Linked DNA regions of Homo sapiens: all the other regions are linked to region 3. The links are chromatin contacts, found by Hi-C or POLR2A ChIA-PET in ENCODE. All regions are on one chromosome and are shown on one strand. The core of a region is the stretch at or near the end of the contact, and the rest is flanking DNA. Distances in the headings are between cores, read along the strand shown.

Region 1 (3,693 bases), core at 18-2,517, 3.5 Mb before region 3:
TCTCTTTTTCTGAGGCTGAAGAAGAACAGAAGCTCATCAAATAGAGGAGGGCTGGCTACTCCTGTAGCCATAAAAAGGGAGACGTAGATATTTTCAGCTTTGCAGACCCTCCAGGCTCTGTGTCAACCGCTCACCTCTGCCTTCGTAGACTAAATGCAGTCATAGACATGGGTAAATAATGTGTGTGGCTGTGTTTTAATAAAACTTTATTTGCAGAAACAGGCAGTGCCTAGGGAGCATGGTTTGCTGACGGCTGATCTCAAGAAGCGGGAAAGACGCCCTGTAAAAGAGCGAGGAAATTTAAAGAGAATGGGTTCAAGTACCATCTCTACACTTAACGGCTAGTTAATTAACCTTTGTGAACACTTGGGGTTTTTTTTTGTCCATGAAAAGGGTTAATTGCAGTGCCTCCCTCATGGGTTTGTTCTCAGAATCAAATGGAACAATGTCTGAATAATGCTTATCATAGGCCTGGGTGCACAGAGGTACTAAAATAAGAGAAAGAGTAAAAAGAATGCACATTTTATTATAGTTCTTACCCTATTCTATTGGGTTTATGTAACTGTTTCCTTCACTAGTATGAGCTCCTGAAGTTCAAAAATCCCACTTAGTTAACACACGTCTCCAGTACCCATCATGGTGGCACATGGTGGGTGGTGTTTTGGGTTTGAAAGCAGCACTGGGGATGGGGGTTGGGGGCAGTGGTTTAGTGAGGGAAGGCTCCCATGGGAGTGGGAACCAAGGAAGCAGGACACGGTGGGAGAAGGAGCGAAGCAGAGGTTTTTGTGAACTGGAGTCTAGCTTCAGCCTGATGCCTTGGGGATATACATTGCGTGTATCGGGAGCAGATACTGCACCCCAGCATTAGCTCATGTTGAAGCAAAGGCGCTGGCCTTTCATGGCCTGGAACAGTCAGTTACTGGCTGTAGGCTGGCCTCATTAAGAGTGAGGAGATAATCTCCCAGGTGAATTGGCTTCTGTGCTGCTGAATGAGAGCAGCTGGGAGCTGTTAGCTCTGCCAATGGGGTGGGGGGATGGGTGAGGGGGGCATGACAGCTTCTCTGCAGTGCCCAATTATTGCTTGTTCCATAAAAGCCTATGTGTTCTGTGGTTATGCTCTAAATCACCCGTGAAACACAGCTGGTTTATAGGAAACGGGAGAAGGGCAGAGCCAGGGTGACTAAGTCATCACCTGTCACTCCAAAGATAAATTGTTTAGCTGAGAGGCTGAGCCCAGAGATGGTGAGGAACCTGACTCAAGGATGGTGATGTTCTCTCTTTGCAGGGACAGGAAGTGGCTTCTTTTTTCAGTGGCCTGTGGGCGTTTCCTTTGCCTGGAGGAGTGTGTGGTACCATCCAGACTGAGGGTTGCTGAAATCCCTCACCGGGCTTGACACAAGTGCCAATAATGCCACAGTAACATCTGCCTGGGTTCTGGCATCTGGCGAGAGTGGGATTGAATCCCAGCTCTGCCACTTTAGCCATGTGACCTTGAACCAATGACTTAGCAATATAAGCCTTATTTTCCATGTCTGTAAAATGGGAATAGCAATACTTCCCAATTCTTAGGGCTTTTGTGAGGCTTAGAGTTAATGCTTATAAAATGGCTGGCACTTAATTAAACTCCAATTTCAATACACGGTAATTTTATTTACTTTCTTTGTTATGATGGTGTATTTGTTATGTATTTATAGAAATGGTATTGTTCAGTTAATGTTTCCCAGTTGTCATTTGCATATTACTTTGGATTTTTGCCATATCTGTTGCCACCTGTACTATTATTTATTTAGCATACATTAGTTGACTCTTGAAAATAAAACTTAAATAGTTTTAATAGGACCAGGGCAATAAGGGGTTTGGATGGGCTAGTGCTTGGCCTATGATAAGTATGCTATGAATGGGAGCTACTATTATCATCAACACTGACATTAAATGACTCTTAGTTTTGTATCCTATCTGGGAATTTGCATTGACTCATTTCATTTCTTCCTTTTAGAATCAAGTTGCTTGCATTCTCTCCATTGGATGAGGTCACGTCTTTACTCCTGCCTGAGCTAATTGATGTATTCTTAAAGTGGCTTGCTTGGCTAAGAATTTCATGCATAGTATCAGGGGATTTTTTCTTTCCTCTGTTAAATAACTTGGGCTCTGACAGATTACAAGGAAGTTATTACTCAGAGCTAAGTGCTCAAAACTGATTGTAGGGAGCAGTGGAAATTCCCCTTCCTTGCCTAAAATAACTGGAACTGGAACATGACAATATGAGCTTTGTCCAGGCTTGAAACAATATCCTTTCCAAGTGAATTTTGTACGGAAATACTTACCAATATATAGTGGTAGTTCTCACTGACAGGCTAGAAAAAGGTTAGTCATTCCCCGTATTCCATAGCTAAAAGGGCCATTGTTAGGGACAATAAGCCCCCGAGGAGTGAAATTTAAGCATGTGGACATAGTAATATTGGACTTACCTGACTTCTCCCTGCCCCTTATCCCATTTGATTCCTTCACTATCAAAAGAATCTAATTCCGGAAATAGACATGCTCTCCATTTGTTTGATTATTTTTATTGCAAGTATGTTTGTGACAACCTTCCCCTGAACACCCCCGAGCAGGTCCTGAGGAAACGGGAGAAGGAAATGCTCAGGTCCTTATAGTAGATGCGAGTTCAGAGTAGCTGACTCAGATGAATGTCCGTGAGTTCAAATTCCACAGCAGTTTTTAATCCCATGTCTTGAGCTGTTTCAGAAGGTTGATAATTAGCAAGGGCATGTGTCCAGCCCTCGCAGACTCAGGATGTAAAGATCTGGAGATTTTGTTGGAGTGAGTATTCCATTGCTGAACTGTTATGCTCATTATTACAGATTAAAAAAATAAACTGGGCAAGATCTTGTGAAGTGCTTCACTCTGTTTTTTTTTTGTTGTTGTTTTTGTTAATAAAAATTTCTTATTAAAAAAAATTTAAGGCTAAGTGGAAAAGGGGGGCAGGAATAAAAGTGGGAATCCGTCAATGAGCTTTTTTTGTTATTATAAGCTCCAAGAAATTTTGTTAGTGCTGGTCATATTAGCTAGTGTTAAGATTTTCTCAAGGCCTGAAATCTACTGCATGCAATTTATTAAGCTGCAGCACCCGTGCCAGGAAACATTCCCCTCTAAAGGAAGAAGGAGGCGGAGTGTAAGGGTTATTTTGATTTACCTTTCCTGGCTGAGGTCTCTGAAATCACTCTCAACACAACAGGCTTCCTCTTTTGGGGAGGGTCTCCCTCTCCCACCAACCTTGCAGGTTCAGGAGGGAGGCCCTGGGGGGCAGGAATTTGCTCCACCCACTAAGTGAGGCCAGATGATTCTGGCATTTAGTGGAGTGGCAGGTGGGACTTCAGAGCTCACTAAAGTCTTTCCTTGCTTTTCCCTCTTCCGTGTCTCTCATCAATGCAGAGGAGTCACATCTTTAGGCTCCTAGAATGGATATGACTCCAACTCTGCCATCCCAAGCTTGGCAGGGGTAATAGTAGGAATGAGAGGGAAATACCAATATTAGTGGGGCCTGCCAATTCACACACGTGCAGGTCGCAGGGGAAGCTTGAGCTGGGAGGGCGTGTGATGCCGGCTCTTCCCTTAAGAAGGGGGCGTCCCCCTGCTCCTGAGCGAGTAAGCACAGTTTACAAAGGCATATATATTTTTTCTTATACTGTACTA
Region 2 (3,901 bases), core at 1,354-3,853, 3.5 Mb before region 3:
ATTTCTGCATAAAGAAAAAAAGAAGGAAAAGTGGTTAAAATGTTAACAGTGGTTCTCTCTGGGTGATGAGGAAATTGGTGATTTTATTTTTCATGCATTTCTGTTGACACAACAATTTTCCGTCAAAAACATCATTGCTTTTATAATTCCCCAAAGGAACTGTTTTTAAAACTGTAGTTTGAAAATCATTTAGGAGGGAAGACAGCCAAGGAAGGGTTCCTGTTTGACAAGCAATCAGGCAAGCAGGCCGTAAGCAGCCTGGGCTTGGATTTTGGAGTTTTTTTTCTCCCACCTTTTCCCCAGATATCAAATGTCAGGCCTCCACACCATTAAAAGGACCTAGAACCATCAACTTCTCCAAGACTGGGTAACAAAAGTCAACTCTTTCCTGCTCCTAACTCAAGGGGGTGTTGTGTGTTCTTAACTTTATAAGAGAAACACAGAACTCTAGGGAGCTATAGACACAAGCTAGCAACAAAGATGTGGCCCCTGTCTCCTCAGGCTGACCTGAACAAGTTGTGTGATTCGCTGAGAGAAGGACTCTGCCCGCCTCCCTCATACTGACCCCGCTGCTTTCCCCAACATGGCAGGAGGCGATGCAGCCTCGTGATTAAGTCTGCAAACTGGGAATCACACACTCCCATTTGGAATCTTTGCTTTTTTGCTTAACAGCTCTGTGGCTTCTGGCAAATTCTGTAACTTCTTTACACCTCAGTTTTCTCATGTGTAGAAAGGAGATGAAGAACCCCACCTCACTGGGTTCCTCTGAAGATTAAATGGAATAACTCCATAGAGGAGAACATGCAACAGTTACTGAATCAATGATTTCATTCTCAGGTTCTCTAATTTTATTTTCTTTTCATCCTGCCTTATGGCCATAATTCAGGTGATAAAATAAGAAAGGACATGGCTGGCTGTGGTGGCTCTTGCCTGTAATCCCAGAACTTTAGGAGGCCAAGATGAGAAGATTCCTTGAGGCCAGGAGTTCAAGACCAGCCTGAGCAACATAGCTCAAAACATTCTCTACAAAAAAATGAAAAGATTGCTGGGCATGGTGGCATGTGCCTGTAGTCTCAATTACTTAGCAGTCTGAGGCAGAAGGATCTCTTGAGCTCAGGAGTTTGAGGCTGCAGTGAGCCATGACTACGCCACTGCACACCAGCCTGGGTGACAGACCAAGGCCCTGTCTCTTAAAATAAATAAATAAATAAATAATAAAAAAAAGGATAAAGAAAAGAGAGTTTGAGGAGAAAGATTCTCTCTCTCTCTCTTTTTTTTTTTTTTTGAGATGGAGTCTCTCTCTGTTGCCCAGGCTGGAGTGGCAGTGGCATGACCTCAGCCCACCTCAACCTCTGCCTCCCGGGTTCAAGCAATTCTGCCTCAGCCTCCCGAGTAGCTGGGATTACAGGTGCCTGCCACCACGCCTGGCTAATTTTTGTATTTTTAGTAGACAGAGCGTTTCGCCATGTTGGCCAGGCTGGTCTTGAACTTCTGACCTCAGGTGATCCACTCGCCTCGGCCTCCCAAAGTGCTGGGATTACAGGCGTGAGCCACCATGCCCAACCCACTGTGGCTTTCTAAAGCCAGACTTAGAGTTAACCAGATCTGCTGAGATCTTTCCTTACTTACACCTACTAAAGGTGAATTTATTGTTCTTTTGTTAATGAATACATCAAAATACTCGTATCTTTTATTAATCTCAGATAAAAGATCACTAGAGTATTGGAGGAATCGTTTCTAATACAACTTTTTCAGAAGAGGGGAAAGCAGCTTTTCAAAATGAAAATGAGGTCACTATTTCGTTCACGTGACTGTCATCTTGTGAAGTTCATTTTATTACAACCTGATCTTATAAAAAGAATCTCATTTTGGTTTAACTTTTTTAGGCTACCTAACAGATAACTTAAAAGTTTAGCTGAGAGTATTTATTTCCAAATTCCACAGTTGTCTTAAGAAATTTTAGAAAAAAAGGCAAAACACTGTGTACAAAACAGTTCAATGTGGTGTTATCTAAAATAGTGTGGTTTGTAGTAATTCCACGTATAATAGTACAGCAAAAGAAAAATGACTTATTCAAGGCTTGTTACACTGACACCATGAGATATCTTGTAGCCATAAAATTGTAATCGTGTTGTTTATGAGGAAAAAGAAACCAAAGCGAAATATATCTGATATAATTTTACATACACAAAGCATAAAACAAAATAGTTTGCACTGAACTGGGGAGTCAGCCAGCGAGCATTTAATTGAGTGCCTACTATATGCCAGCTACTTTCATAAGTATGAAATGGTCAATGTAAAAAATATTTGCAAGGACTGTGTAAAATTAAGATTGTGCCGGGGAATGGGATTATCATGGTTGTTTTTCCGTTCTCTCCTCTAACGTTTAAAAATACGTTGTGGTTTCATAATAAAGAAAAATACATGTCTGAAACAGCGTCATAATAAACGTTGCAGATGCTGATTTTGTGCTAACTTGATGCCAGGCACTGCTCTGAGCAGTGTGTGTCTGTATCTGATTTACTTCCATGATGATGGTATTATCACCATAGAACAACGCCATTATTACCATAATAGCACCACGCCCATTTTATAGTGAAGAAACTGAGACAGGATGTTCTAGCTCAGTGTCTTAGCTTGAACAAGCTCTCCCACTTAGCTCAGTGGGAATCCATGTTCTTAACCAAGACTTCCAGCATATCACACAGGGGTCTGCAATACAGTTATGCATGTGGCAGCTCCTATAGTATTTTCTCGACATTTGGCCTTTGGAGTGGCTCCCTCCCATTATACTGGGGTGTTCTGTGTTTTTCTGATTTATCACTCCCCTAAATCTTTACTCATAGGCAATACTCAATCAGGCATTGAATAAATCAATCAATTCCCCTCTCATAAAAGAGGCCAGGGATAATGTTGTTCACTTTCTTTTCTTTTAGAAGTGTCTGTCAGCTCCCTGAGATTTTCATAGAATTTTTTTTTCCTACATGCCCCACCACTGCCAGTTTCAACAGACAAGGCTAACTCAGTTCACTAGACAAGCAAACACTTCAACTGAGAAGGCAGTGATAAACACAGGAAGTTATTTCACCCTGGGAATATTCCGGAAACCAACTTTGAATAATTGCTTCATGTTCAGTTGGACACAAGTTCACTCCCAGGTTGACTCACGTATGTAAATGCTCCTGACTACCATCTGACTGCATCACACACACACCCCTACCTTTCCAAAATGCTAACTACACAGCATGAATCAGCCGCTCCTGATTCAGAGCCCCGAGTCCTTCATCATCAACCTGGGCTCCTGCCTTTGTCTCCTACCCTCATCCAGTCCAACAGCAAACCCCACCCGCCCCATCTTCTAAATAAATCCAGAATCTGATCACTCCTCACCATCCTGCAGCAGCACCTCAGTCAAATTCCAGTCATCACTGAGCTGCGTGACAGCAACAGCCTCCAAACTCCTCTCCCCGTTTCTTCCATTGGAAGGCTTGGAGCTGATCTGACTTAAATTTTAAAAGACTCATTCTGGCCGCTGTGTGGAGGGTGCACTGGAAGCTCACCTCTTTCTCTGGACCAATTTCTATCTGCTTTTTCCCTTCACATCTAAAATAGGTGCTCCCCGGGGATTTGGCTCCTGATCTTATACATACATGTATATATATATATGGGGCGTGTGTATATATATACACACACACACACACGCACACACACATATTTGAAATGGAGTCTCACTCTGTCACCTAGGCTGGAGTGCAGTGGCGTAATCTCGGTTCACTGTAACCTCTGCCTCCCGGGTTCAAGTGATTCTCCTGCCTCAGCCTCCCGAGTAGCTAGGACTATAGGCAGGCACCACCACGCCTGGCTAATTTTTGTATTTTTAGTAGAGATGGGGTTTTGCCAT
Region 3 (3,887 bases), core at 81-2,580:
TCGCTCAGGAAGTACTTCGAGGGCTTCGGCGACATCGAGGAGGCCGTGGTCATCACCGACCGCCAGACGGGCAAGTCCCGCGGCTACGGCTTCGTAAGTGGCCCCCGCGCCCGGGCCCGCACCCCGCCGCACACCTTATCGCGGCCCGGGCGCCGAGTCCACTCCGGGGCACACGCCCAGACGGCCCGCTGCCGCCCCCGCCCCAGGCGCCTCCAGCCGGCGCCCGCACCTGCCGCCTCTCCCGGGCGCGCTCCTGCCGGTCCCGCCCCCACCACCCCAGGCCCCGGCCCCCACCCCCACCCCCACCCCCACCCCCACCCCCGGTTTAAAAGGAAGAGCCGCTGTGTTCAATTAGGACTCCTAAGTTGGTGGGGAGGTTTTGGAGCCAGAGGGCACTCGGGATTTCCTGGAGCAGCGGGGGGTGAGGAGCAATGGCTCCACCCCGGGGTGTTAGGAGCTCTTCGGCCTCCCCCATATTTTTAACAGCCCTCTCAGCCGCCCCAAATAAACATCAGCTTAAGTAAAAACGTCTTGAAGACACTTTCCTGCTTACCTTCCAAGCATAGCGTCGCAAACTCCTTCTCAGAGGAAAGTCTCGGCCCTCACTGGTGGGCAAGTCCAGGCGGCCCCCCAAGCTCCCTTCGGGGTTCATTTTTGCCCTATCCCCGCAGGGGATTATTTTTGTCCTTGAAGGCCACATTTCCCAGGCCTTGAACTTTGACGGGAGGAGCTGGAATCCAGGAGGCATCTTTGTGGGAGAGCCCCAGGTAGGGTTCAGAGGAGCTTTGGCTCAAGGACCCTGGGTCACAGGCACCCTCAGAGGAAGGGAAGAGAGGGGTGGCAGCATCCGGTGCCAGGGCGGAGCCGTCTGCCCCTTTCGCCCCTGGTTCCCCCCACGGCAGCCCCTGATGTGTCTCTGCTCCACCAGGTGACCATGGCCGACCGGGCGGCAGCTGAGAGGGCTTGCAAAGACCCGAACCCCATCATCGACGGCCGCAAGGCCAACGTGAACCTGGCATATCTGGGCGCCAAGCCGCGGAGCCTCCAGACGGGTGAGAGCTTGTGTTTTCCTGCCTGGCTCTTCTCGGTTTCTATATTGGGTGTCGGTATCTGTCGGGTGGAAAGAGGCCCCCCCTCCTCGCCCCAGCAGTGGCAGTCGGCTATCATGTGCCTGCAGAGCCGGCACAGGGCAGCCATCCCCCCCTCGAGGATCTAGACCCCTTCTCACAGCGTGTGGCCCAAAGAAGGGGGCGGGGGGCAGGGAGGGTACTGCACCCCAGTTGCCAGCTGTCCTCGCAGGAGGGAGGAAGTGGCCATGGGGCCTGGAGGTTGGGAGTGCCGACACCAGTGGCTGCTGACACCTGCGTCACTCACTGCCACACTTCAGCGGTGTGCCTTGGGGTTCACAAGGGGGAGGCCTGGGAGGGGAGAGGAAGCGGATGATCCCTTTTGACTAGAGGTGTGTGGCTTGTGGGATTCTGCCACCCTGTGTGCAGCCCTTGAGACGTGGCTCGTGCAGCAAGGCCAAGTCCCTGATTGTTCTCTCGTTTTAGGCTTTGCCATTGGGGTGCAGCAGCTGCACCCCACCTTGATCCAGCGGACTTACGGGTGAGTGGACATGGCTGGCTTGGGGTGGGTAGTCCGTGGAGATGAAGTGGAGAGGGCCTTGGGCTTCCTGGGTCTGGAAGGCTGGGGAAATGACAGTTTTCAGACATTTGATTGCGTTTAAGCCAAGGGAGTGAAGAGAAGGCAGATTGCACTTCTCCATCCCTGGCAGAGGCCATACCACCTAGGGGATGGTGAGCCTTGGAGCCTGCCTGCCTTGGTACACACCCCAGCTCCCTTCGCTAGGTGTGTGGCCTCAGTTTCCTCACCCGTAAAATGGGAGTGGTCACAGCACATCTGAGTTCTCTGAATGGAGGGCCTAGGGTGGGCCTGGTGCAGGTAACGCCCTCTTGAAGTGTTTGCTGATGACTCTTAGGGACTGGCAGGCTGAGTTCTTCCCCAGGCACTCCTCTCACCTGTTCTAGTGCTGGGGCAGGTGGTGGCAGTAGGTCATTGCTACCAAGGTCTGATGTTTGTGAACGTTGCTGTAGATACGATGTGTTTGGGGTGGAGGCCACCTGCCTGAGTGGCCTGGCCTATGGGCTTCTAGTCTGACTCATTTACAAGCAGCGCAGCCCACTCTTCTCCATCCTAAAACGCCTCCCACCTCCCTGCCCTTTTTTAAAACATCTAGTAAGTCCTGGCAGCTGCTTGGGGAGGGACACACACACTTAAGGGATACAAAGAGTCCTGCCTTGCGGCCTGCCTCCCCACCCCCATGATGGATGGAAGCTGTCTGCCCTAGCGCCGTGGCATATTGATGGGGTTGGAGTTGGAGGGGAAGGCAGCTCAGAGACCACCACCCCTTTCAGGGCATTGGCACTTCATGAACTTTCTGAATCCAAATCCCTAATGCCAGTTGATCACGTGTGTGTGCTCACGCATGTGCGCACCACGTAGATTCCATTGAGAGAGACACAGCTTGAGGAGTAACCTGCCTGACTGGGGCAGTGTGGACAAGGATCCTGTGGAACCCGGCTGAGCCTGGCTCCCAGGTGAATGGGTCCCCTGGGGCCTGGCTCCCAGGTGAATGGGTCAGAGGCCCCAGCAGAAGTTGCTGTGCCCACTTTTTGGGAACGCTTGGGGTGACTCGGGGGCTCCCTGCCGGCTTCCGTGTGTATTGGTGGATGTGTGCAAGTGTAGCAGTGGGAGGAGCCGCTGGCTGAGGGGTGCTGGAGGGTGGCCGGGGCCCTTCTAGCCTGTGCGAGTGGCCGGGCAGCTCAGGTTCCTGCCGGGGTGCCTCTGTCCTCCTGGGAAGGGAGCGTGTAGGGTGGTGGGAGCAGGCGGCCCTGTCCGTCTCGTCCTGGAATCTGTTTTGTAGATGTCTAGAGTCGTCTTAGAGGGTGTTTGGGGACACTGTAGCCTTCATGCCTTCACCGAGATTCTTCCTATGGGGTTCAGGCCACATGAAGAGGGTGTTCCTTGTTTTCCAGAACCTTGGCTCCATTCCCCAGGCCCACAGCAGGCGCCTGGGGGCATGGACTGGGCGGGAGCAGCTGCCCAGAGGTGAGGGTGTGTGCCTCCAGTGCCTGCAGCTCTTTTCTGCTTACAGTGGGATAAGGCCTTCCCACGTGCGTCTGGGCTCGCTCTGATCCACACAGCTACCTCTGGGACTCCATACCCATCAGTGCTTGGCCTCTGGGGCCTGCAGAGGTGGGTTCGAATCCTGACTTTGCCCCTTACCAGCTGGGTCTGTCTTGGCAGTGGCATCCTCATCCGGAAAACAGGAACATTAACTGCTTAAAACAGTGCACAGGCATGTGGGCTGGGTGCTCTGGCCTCCTCAGAAGTCCTCTCCTGTCCTCATAGCAGGCCTCTGAGGATGGGACTGAAACCATTCTTACTTTATAGATGGGGAAACTGAGGCAGAGAAAGGCTAACCACCTGTCTGGGCCTGGGGGCGGGTGGCAGGGCCAGGGTGGGGAGGCGTGAGGTAATAGACGTCCGGGAGGAGATTGGAACACAGGTGGTGGGTGCCTGAACGCATGCTTTCTTGGTGGGGGACGGTGGGAAGGGCCCTGGCCCGACCTTTCCCTTGCTGTCCTGGAGTCCTGTGAACACCACCCATCCAGAAGCAGTTGGGATCGGTCACAGAGTTTGCCACTGTGTGCCCCCGACTTCAGGCGACGGTGTTTTGTAACTAAATCTGCTGGCTGGCCATTTAATACTTGTGACGATGAAGAGGCCGCAGACTCTATTTGTTGGTTGCCAAAGGGTGGAGACCCAAACAGGGACGGTGTCAGAGGGGCCATCCGCTCTTGGCTTCCTGGGAGATCTGAACT

Evidence for each region. A loop is a pair of places that touch in the nucleus more often than their neighbours do. ChIA-PET counts read pairs that join two places held with the same protein, here RNA polymerase II (POLR2A). Pooled maps may share reads with other maps.
Region 1: a loop to region 3 is called in a map with no recorded cell type, with 11 times the contacts of the local background. The contact joins the enhancer-like site here to the promoter of RBM38-AS1 in region 3. A Hi-C loop is called at or near these places in 2 of 37 single-sample maps with no recorded cell type and 5 of 50 pooled maps. POLR2A ChIA-PET finds 5 or more read pairs at or near these places in 1 of 52 experiments (activated CD8-positive, alpha-beta memory T cell).
Region 2: a loop to region 3 is called in a map with no recorded cell type, with 9 times the contacts of the local background. The contact joins the enhancer-like site here to the promoter of RBM38-AS1 in region 3. A Hi-C loop is called at or near these places in 2 of 37 single-sample maps with no recorded cell type and 5 of 50 pooled maps. POLR2A ChIA-PET finds 5 or more read pairs at or near these places in 1 of 52 experiments (activated B cell).

Annotation. Positions count from the first base shown.
Region 1 is chr20:53,898,569-53,902,261 of GRCh38, forward strand. No RefSeq gene overlaps it. Among named protein-coding and RNA genes, the nearest start is that of BCAS1-AS1, 15 kb to the right of the region's middle. Within about 2 kb of position 1,268, at least 19 of the 41 ENCODE cell types and tissues checked have a DNase peak (open chromatin) inside an H3K27ac peak, as active enhancers do.
Region 2 is chr20:53,923,609-53,927,509 of GRCh38, forward strand. The region is part of intron 1 of BCAS1-AS1 (BCAS1 antisense RNA 1); the gene reads left to right. Among named protein-coding and RNA genes, the nearest start is that of BCAS1-AS1, 10 kb to the left of the region's middle. Within about 2 kb of position 2,604, at least 12 of the 41 ENCODE cell types and tissues checked have a DNase peak (open chromatin) inside an H3K27ac peak, as active enhancers do.
Region 3 is chr20:57,391,726-57,395,612 of GRCh38, forward strand. RBM38-AS1 (RBM38 antisense RNA 1) reads right to left here and starts at 1,331. Exons shown (of 2, transcript NR_149006.1): 1 at 554-1,331. It overlaps RBM38 (RNA binding motif protein 38), which reads left to right. Exons shown (of 4, transcript NM_017495.6): 1 at 1-93; 2 at 929-1,052; 3 at 1,554-1,608. RefSeq lists enhancers at 1-389, 1,144-1,333 and a silencer at 104-293.